Linked DNA regions of Homo sapiens: regions 1 and 3 are each linked to region 2. A link is a contact called in ENCODE Hi-C data. All regions are on one chromosome and are shown on one strand. The core of a region is the stretch at or near the end of the contact, and the rest is flanking DNA. Distances in the headings are between cores, read along the strand shown. Region 1 overlaps ADAMTS12 (ADAM metallopeptidase with thrombospondin type 1 motif 12). Region 2 holds the start of RAD1 (RAD1 checkpoint DNA exonuclease). Region 3 holds the start of SLC1A3-AS1 (SLC1A3 antisense RNA 1).

The links. Hi-C counts contacts between places; a loop is a spot of excess contacts on that map. Pooled maps may share reads with other maps.
Region 1: a loop to region 2 is called in a pooled map, with 9 times the contacts of the local background. The contact joins the enhancer-like site here to the promoter of RAD1 in region 2. A Hi-C loop is called at or near these places in 6 of 37 single-sample maps with no recorded cell type and 10 of 50 pooled maps.
Region 3: a loop to region 2 is called in a map with no recorded cell type, with 8 times the contacts of the local background. The contact joins the promoter of SLC1A3-AS1 here to the promoter of RAD1 in region 2. A Hi-C loop is called at or near these places in 5 of 37 single-sample maps with no recorded cell type and 6 of 50 pooled maps.

The regions. Positions count from the first base shown.
Region 1 is chr5:33,848,655-33,851,865 of GRCh38, forward strand. The region is part of intron 2 of ADAMTS12 (ADAM metallopeptidase with thrombospondin type 1 motif 12); the gene reads right to left. Among named protein-coding and RNA genes, the nearest start is that of ADAMTS12, 42 kb to the right of the region's middle. RefSeq lists an enhancer at 1,248-1,749. Within about 2 kb of position 1,542, at least 4 of the 41 ENCODE cell types and tissues checked have a DNase peak (open chromatin) inside an H3K27ac peak, as active enhancers do.
Region 2 is chr5:34,913,900-34,916,918 of GRCh38, forward strand. RAD1 (RAD1 checkpoint DNA exonuclease) reads right to left here and starts at 1,605. Exons shown (of 6, transcript NM_002853.4): 1 at 1,517-1,605; 2 at 796-1,062. The coding sequence starts at 993. It overlaps BRIX1 (biogenesis of ribosomes BRX1), which reads left to right and starts at 1,812. Exons shown (of 10, transcript NM_018321.4): 1 at 1,812-1,998. The coding sequence starts at 1,840. It also overlaps a transcript of TTC23L not described here. RefSeq lists enhancers at 1,189-1,794, 1,241-1,300, 1,321-2,220, 1,795-2,400.
Region 3 is chr5:36,723,792-36,726,739 of GRCh38, forward strand. SLC1A3-AS1 (SLC1A3 antisense RNA 1) reads right to left here and starts at 1,397. Exons shown (of 2, transcript XR_007058736.1): 1 at 1,323-1,397. RefSeq lists enhancers at 1-24, 35-84, 125-394.

The DNA.
Region 1 (3,211 bases), core at 292-2,791, 1.1 Mb before region 2:
TTCTGAATCAGTTGCCCCAATGACAACTTGCCTAGGGAAAATGCAAGCAGGCTTCTATTCTTAGCAGAAGTATTTTGAGTGTCTATCACCTAGGGTGATTGCAAGTATTAGCACTGAAAAAGAGAAGTGGGAGGGCAGGCCTTGGAGAAGCAGAAGAGAAAATATGAATCTAGAACGTAGATTATTAGCTTACAAACCTGGCTGCACCAGAATCACCTAAGTAGCTTTAATGTGTATATATTATACACACACATGATATATATATATCGTGGTGTTTTCATCTAAGCTGTTGAGAAGAGACATCTATATATATGTATTGCATAGCAATATATATATATGTATTGCATAGCAATATATATATATGTATTGCATAGCAATATATATATATGTATTGCATAGCAATATATATATATGTATTGCATAGCAATATATATATGTATTGCATAGCAATATATATATGTATTGCATAGCAATATATATATATGTATTGCATAGCAATATATATATGTATTGCATAGCAATATATATATGTATTGCATAGCAATATATATATATGTATTGCATAGCAATATATATATATGTATTGCATAGCAATATATATATATGTATTGCATAGCAATATATATATGTATTGCATAGCAATATATATATATGTATTGCATAGCTATATATATATGTATTGAATAGCAATATATATATGTATTGAATAGCAATATATATATGTATTGCACAGCAATATATATATATGTATTGCACAGCAATATATATATGTATTGAATAGCAATATATATATGTATTGCACAGCAATATATATATATGTATTGCACAGCAATATATATATATGTATTGCATAGCAATATATATATATGTATTGCATAGCAATATATACATATATGTACTGCATAGCAATACACATGTGTATTGCATAGCAATACACATATGTATTGCATAGCAATATATATGTATTGCATAGCAATATATATGTATTGCATAGCAATATATAGTATCTATATATGTATTGCACAGCAATATATGGTATCTATATATGTATTGCATAGCAATATATAGTATCTATATATGTATTGCATAGCAATATATAGTATCTATATATGTATTGCATAGCAATATATAGTATCTATATATGTATTGCATAGCAATATATACATTGTATCAATATATATGTATTGCATAGCAATATACATTGTATCAATATATATATGTATTGCATAGCATATTATATATGTATTACCTACATATAGATAGCATGTGTATATAATATATACACACACTATACTAGTAGCAGAGGCAGGTGGGAGATGTATTTTATAGTGTAAATCCTTTTTATCTTTTAAGTTTTGTAGCATGTGAACTTATTACCTGCTAAACGTATTATAAAACGAAGGGGGAAAAGCCTAGATTCCTCTCACGGAGATTTTCACTCTCAATAGATGATCTGTTCTTACCATATCGTCTGTACGGAGCAGATCTCACCACCAGACTGTGACCCACCCTTACCACGAGCGTCTAATGGTCCGTCACCTGCACATCGGTTAAGCAGGTGAAAGGGGACTTCCTGACCCAGGATGTGGCATGGTCTCACATGCCTCTGGGTTTCAGACACAATGACTCAGCAGAAAGTTTCACTAAAAGAGAGGATTAATCAGACCTCAGGGGAAGCTGGCCACGGCGACCTCTGGGAGGCCTTCTTGTTCCCTTTCACAAGAGAGTTCTTGGTGTGGCACTATGCTAAGTGCTACACACCCATCCTCCCAACCAAAACAGGTGCTGTCAGCCCCTTTTACAATCTCAGAGCTAACATGCCCAAAGTTACAGAGCTAATGACTGAAATCTGCCTACCTGGAAAGCCCAACAGGCTCTCGACACCATAGGCCTCTCTCATTGCAGCAGCCTTTTCCTCACAGGAACAGTCTGATACCAGCATCATGCTGCCACCATCCATGTCCACAGCACAGAAAATGTTACAGTGTAAATATCTACTCTGGATGACCTGGGCTAGGATATTATTTCTCACCTTCATATTTTTTGACTGTTTAGTTTTTCAGATTCAAAGGTCAAAGAGAGAGTTTTTTCCCATCCTGCTGGTCCCTGGGCTGCAAGGATCCAGTTCACCCAAAGTAATAGATCTAAAGAGGCGAAGTCTTGTCTAAGGTCACCCACCAATAAAACAAACAACTATATACCTAATTTTGCACGTATCACCCCATGAGGTGATATGCTTTGGTCAGAGTTCCTGAGTTCTATAAGATCTTAGGAATTAGCCTTCATTTCCCAGAAAAAGAAGCTGGAATCTTGAGTGTTAAGAAACTTCTCTTAGAGCTTCTGGCTAGATGGGAGCATTCAGGCATAAACTTCAGGTCTCCCAACTCCAAGTCCAGTGCTTGCGCATGACAGAGTACTCTTCTGAAGTCTTAAGCCTAAATCACAGTGGACTAAGCTAGCAATAAAAATAAAAGGAGGCCAGACACAGTGGCTCATGCCTGTAATCCCAGCACTTTGGGAGGCCGAGGCAGGCAGATCACGAGGTCAGGAGATCGAGATCATTCTGGCTAACGTGGTGAAACCCCATCTCTACTAAAAATACAAAAAATTAACCAGGCATGGTGGTGGGCACCTGTAGTCCCAGCTACTCGGGAGGCTGAGGCAGGAGAATGGCATGGACCCAGGATGCAGAGCTTGCAGTGAGCCGAGATCACGCCACTGCACTCCAGCCTGGGTGACACAGCGAGACTCCATCTCAAAAAAATAAAATAAAATAAAAGGAAAGAGGAGTCTATTTGTCAAATTTGAATCTCTTTATTGAAACAGTTGAATTAACTAATTGAATTAAAAGGATTTACTAGTAAAAGAGAGAATCCTTTCCAGAGGAGGGATGTAAAGCACTCACCGATACATCTCAAATCCTCCTCTGGTCATTGCCAAAGCAACTGTTATCACAACCTTCCAGATAGAAAAGAGTATCTGCTCAGAAGGGATACTGGATTGCTGCCCAGTCCCCCACAATATCCAACCTCCAAGATCAGATGTGCCCTCTGCTGCAATGCAATTTCAAATAAATGAAGAAAAAAGATGCAGAGATGCTTTTATGTCTTTTTCAGTAAGCCTAGCTGATTTCATTCATTTATTCTGCACCATACGTTCAGGTAAAACCCCTTTCTGCAGACTTATTCTGCATTAGCTACTCCCAGTATGG
Region 2 (3,019 bases), core at 355-2,854:
TTGATACGGGGGTCTCACTATGATTACCCAGGCTGGTCTTTAATGCCTGAGCTCAAGCGATCTTCGTGCTTCAGCCTCGGTCTCCTGAGCAGCTGGAAATACAGGTGTGAGCCACCATACCATGCCCCTGCATGAGGACAAGAACCGTGTCTTATTTACCTCTCTATCCCTGAGATCATGCTGTGCACTTACGTGTTAAAAAACGCTTAGTTGAACTTGCAATCCTATCTGAACCACACAAATATTACTTTGGAAGAACAAAAATTCTATTACAACCAGTAAAGGAAAAAAATACTCTTTAGTAATAGCATATCGCAGTGGAAAAAAGAGCATATATTCTGGAAACAAATATTCAGCGTTCTTATCCCAATTCAGCCACTTACCAGCTGTGGGACTGTTGGCAAATCACTTAAAATTGTGCCTCGTTTCCACATATATAAAACGGGAATAATAACAGAACCTACCTTACAGGACTATTGTTAAGATTAAATAAGTTAAACAATAAGAAGACTGTAGCCTAGCCAATAGCCTAGTTTAATAAACTTTAGTCATTACTAACCATTATCTCTGTAAAACAAGATGGGAAAAGAATTTGTTACCGGGAGAGAAAAAAAATTCAAGTAATGACGTTTTGTTCTCTAACTTAAGACTATTATTTATTTATTAAGTTATTTATTATGACTATTGACAAGTTATTATGACTATTAAGTTATTTTGTCTACTGAAACCTTCCGATTTCATTAAATTACATTTAGAGTATCTATGGCACAGGCTTAAAGGCGCCTACTTCCATACCTGAATAAAAGCATTTGCTTGCACACACTTTGCATTTTCCACTGTTACTTTGATACCATTTTTAGTTGCGAAACACGTGGCATGTTCTCGGAAATGAATAGCTTTCAAGATAGTGGAGAGATTCCTAACGTTGTCAAGGCTGGCCACAAGGCTGTACTGATCATCCTCGTCTTGGATCTGTTGGGTCAGAAGGGGCATCGTCCACTGCGCATTCGGCCCCGAGGGATGCTCCTGGGGCCAACAACTTCTCGGCGGATCGCCAAACACCTGAAGGGATTAGACAGTAAAACTCCCATCAGTGCTGGCGAGGTCCGGCGAGCTCCACCTGCGCTGAGAGGTGGAAAGGGGCTGGGAGGCTGAACACGGCTGACCAGGCCGAACCCCACCTATGTCACTTAACTATCTTTGTAATTCTGGAGGAAAATTATCTAAGCTACGGTTTCCTCGTCTCCGTAAGAGGACAATAACGTGAAAAGTTGTGAAGAATGAAGACACGCAACTGACACGGTATCTCCCGGCCAAACAGGAGCTACAAATCCGCGGGGAGTCGGTTTTGTGCAGCCCGCGCCACCAGCCCCGCCTCCAACAAAACAGGCGATGGCGGGGCGGGCCCGGAGTGTCCAGATAATCCTCCAAGAGTCCCAGACAACCCCATTCACCAGCCCGCCCGCGGGACAGCATCGCTTACTAGTCTCGGGGTCCCCGAGTGCGGAAACCCTACCTTTGCGGTGGGGTCTGGACGCCCGAGAGCCCTTCTCAGCAAAGTCCCTGAAGAGGAGCGAGGCGGCTCCGAGGAACCGCGGAGGAAGTGAAGCCAGTCCCGCCACTCTTCAGACCGGCCCTCCACCTCGGCCACCGTCACCACAGAGCTGAAGGAGGCCTAGAGAGCCGCGCGTGCCGCGCCACCGAGACCGGAAGGAGGCGGCACAGACCTGGAGGACGACCGCGGAGCTGAGCGCTTAGAGCCGCCGAACCATAGAGATCGGAAATAGGAGCGAGCGGCAGCGCCGGAAAGGAGGCCAAGAGCGCGGGCGGCGAGGCAAGATGGCGGCAACCAAGAGGAAACGGCGTGGAGGCTTTGCAGTTCAGGCGAAGAAGCCAAAAAGAAACGAAATAGATGCGGAGCCGCCAGCTAAGCGGCACGCCACAGCAGAGGAGGTGGAGGAAGAAGAGAGGGACCGGATCCCAGGCCCCGTTTGCAAGGTAGGAGGGGATGTCCCCGGGCTACACCTGCGGCGGCGGCTCTGTGCGCCTTTTCTTGGGTTACTTACTTGACTACAGCCTTGCTTAATTTCAGAGTAGCCCGGGTGTTAACGGTAGGTCGGTTTTAGCAATTCTCCCGGCCAGACTGGGCACGGAGTTTGCAGCTAATCCTTGTGCACGTGGCCGTCTTCCTGGAGGCGGCGGGTTTTAAAACCTTTACCCGGCCCACGGGGAAGCGACTTACAGGGTGCTCAGATCCAGCGTTCTTTCTTACTAGTTGTTCAGTTGTTTTTTTTTTTTAATGTTTTTGGAGAGTAGTGCTTTTCCTTGGTTATTTCTCGCTATTATTTCTCCAGTGATTAGTATGCCCATATACTGCCATAGTCAGCCACTCTCAGTCAGGGATCCTGAAGTACGTTAGGGGAGCCTTTAAAAAGTTGTTGCCCTTGGGACTGTGACTCTGACTTGTTAACCAGGTCATTAACTCAAGAGATACTGAAAAATAGACTAGGTAGTATGAGCTTTACTTGTATTCAACAGACATTGAATGTGCCATGCACTGTACCAAGTTAGGCTTCCTTTGGGTTTGAGATTGCAAAGATGACTAGAATGTGACCTCTTCCTCCTGAAATGTTGGAGTTTAGGAGGAAACTTAAGAATTCAAATAAGTTGATGGTTTTTATTCAAAAGAAGTGCACACAAGTTGTTAGAATTAGCTTTCATTCAACTAAGAACTCTTCTTAAGCTAGACAGAATACTGTGAACAAGGATTATCTTTGACATTAATTTTTGCGTCCTCCGCACTTAGCATAGTACTCTAGCGCGGAGTAGGTGATAAGTAAATGACCCCGTGTGGTGTGATGGCAAGCTCTAAGAAAGAAGTGAGCTCTGTGGAATGAAAGATAAGTGTAAATTCTAGCCCCGTTATTAACAGCAACATTCTGTGCTCTTTTCTGACCTGCAGATTGGGGGGCAGGGGGAGGGAATATTTACTTTTTATGAAAAATAAGCTGGACTTGTA
Region 3 (2,948 bases), core at 147-2,646, 1.8 Mb after region 2:
TAAAAGGAACTGAGTAGTAGGGGGCAGAGGCATGTCTAGGGGAGAGAACTAGAACTGCCAAGGGATTTGAGTGCCTGATGGATTCTGAAGACTGAAATATACATGACCCCAAAAAGCAATGTCATTTGTAAATATTTGTTAATGAGTTTAGTGAAGTGCTACATGGAGGAATGATCTAGCCAATGAGAACAATGTGCACCAGCCAGTTGGATTCTTGAAGCTGCAGAGACTTCATCTTCAGCCACAGCAGGTGGCTGAGGGCTAGAGTTACTTGGGACTTTCCCCAATGCTCTAGTTCCTTCTATCTCTTGGAAACAAGTCTGGCTCAATATGTTCAGCAGCCCCATTGATGTTGCCCAGAGGAAGTGTGGATCAGGGCTCGCTGACCCCAAGGTTAGCAGCAGAAGAGCAGGGCCTCTGCCTCCCCAGCCAGGAAGCCCACAGTCTTGGCCACATGAATGAAGGAGGTCTTGGCAGCATCTGACACACCTCGGGGTAATGATTTAGCCACCCCAAATTACCGTGTCTCCACAAAATAGTCACTTGGGGCCACACTACATTGTGGAGAGATAATGAAAGAGCTTCTATTTTTGAGCTATCTTTTCCTCATATGCGAATAATTTCACACACAAAAAAATGAGAAAACCACTTCTCTCTGTCACCTACAGAATCAGGAACAGGGATCAGATTATCTTTTAGATACCCGCCCCAAAAAGAAATAAAAATCAAGAAAACATGGGTAAATACCATGGTGGACATTTAAATGAAGCTGAGAAAGAAAGCTTTCTCTATTTAGAGAAGAATTCAAAATGGATGGCAGGAGATTTGTTGAAAATAAGGAAGAGGGAGGGAAAGGTTAGTAAATAATAGGTCAAATCTTCAGCCTAGAGGGCACTACTAAGTTTTCTTTTGTTCCCCCTTAGGTTTCCTGGTGTAGCAGTGCAGTTGCAACGTAGTTTTGTTTTTTGGGTTTCTTTAAACCTAGAGTGGTAAGAGGGACTTGGTGGCGATGGACTGCCATGGGTCGGTTCCTTAGAGGGCTCTTGAGTTTTTCCCACCTGTCTCCAACTCCAGGGCCACCACTCTAATAAAGCCACTGCCATCTCTGACCAGCTCCCCTGCTGTGGCTTTCACTCTTGCTCTCTTTACAGCCCATTCCACACAGCAGCAGCCAGCATGGCACTTCCCGTTCTGGGCCCCTCCCACTGACTGCACCCTGTGCTTGTCCTTCATAGTGTGTAAAGATCTGTATGTGGGGTGATTTGACTAACGGTTCTCTCCCCTTAAGTATAAGTAAACCTATGAGGGCAAGGACTGCTTACCTTAGCATCCTTGGTTCCTGGTAGGATGCCCATCCCATAACAGGCTGGAGCTCCTGGGTGTGTGGGAGGGAGTAGGAAGGAAGCAACAGCTGCCAATCAAAGGCCCATTTGGGCATGTGACCCTTAGCTAGCCAATCAGAATCCTTTCCAGGGTTGTAGCAGTTGAAGCTGTGAGCAGCTCAGTTGGTTGGGTTGTCTGTCTTGTCTTGGCTTGGATTCTCCCAGAAGGAGATCCTGAGTCAATGATTCGGGTGCAAGTAGATTTCTTCTGGGAGCCTTTCTTTAATAAAGCACTTGCACCTGAGTCATTGACTCAGGATCTATTTCAGGATCTCCTTCTTGAGGGAGAGGGCGAAACAGGATCCAGAAGAAGCAAAGCAATGGAGCAGGCATGGCATCAGGAAGAGGACAGGGAGGCTGCCGTAAGCCCAGCAGGCTCCCTTTCAGGCTGTTAAGGAGGGGGATGAGTACGAACATGAAGGTGGCCCAAGTAGCTCTAAGGTCCCTTCTCTCATCTCCTGTCCTTACCGGGGGCCGTAGGCTCTAGATAAAACGCTGCCCCACCACCCGCCAGGGCTTTTGTTTTGGCTCACCTTTCATCCGCCTTCTCAGACTCTGTCTGCCTTGGCTTCCCTCAGCTGAACCCAGGGAATTTGCATTTTGCTATTTTCCATCTGCACTGGGTAGCCTGGCTCCAGATGTTTGGGGCAGCAAATGCAGAAATTCCAGGCAAACGGATCTGATCATTCTCTGCTTGGCTCCACTCGCTGCATCCCAAGCACCAGATGCCTCACTGGTGTCTGCCTACCTTCCTGGGAGGCAGATCCACCGCTCATAAGATAGAGCCCAACGACAAGACCCTGTACTTATGGAGGCCTTTTATTTAACAACTCATTTCATTGAAGGAAAAATCTAGAATCTACTAAGACCTCCTGATATTTTTTAATTAACTAGAAATTGTGGATGTATCCCTCAATATTTTCATCTAAAGTGGTTGAAATGATAATGGAGGGGAAACTGTGTTTTAAAAGCGTGTTACTCCATTTCTTTCATTCACCTCCATCAATGATAATATGAGTTATCACTCTTAATATTAACCACGTGGCAGGCTTCATGCATTCTCACATACATTTCACCCTAAGGCCTGGAGAAGATAATTTCACCAAAGTCACACAGGTAGTACATGGAAAGGTGTAAATTTGAACCTGGATCTTACTGCAAACCCATACTCTTAACTGCTTCATTCAACTTTTGCCAGCAATCATTTGTCATAGACTAAATGCCAGAACCTAAGCCCAAGATTTTGCAGTATACAGAGGAGAAACTGGATGTCTTTTGAAATGCTTCAGAATGGTTTCTATAGTACATATCTGAGCAGCACTCCATGACCAAAGGATGCCAAATCCTTTGCCCCTTGTATTACACTTCATTCATTAGTTCATTCATTCATTCAACAAATGCTTATAAAGCACTCCTGTAAGGCATTATTCTAGGCACTGAGTGTTTGTTATTGAACAAAAAGGACAAAAAATACCTCACTATTCTCAGAGTTTACATTCAGGGATGCAAGAAGGAGCGTGAAACAGGAGATAGGCAATAAACATTAAAAAATTAAGAAAATTTTGT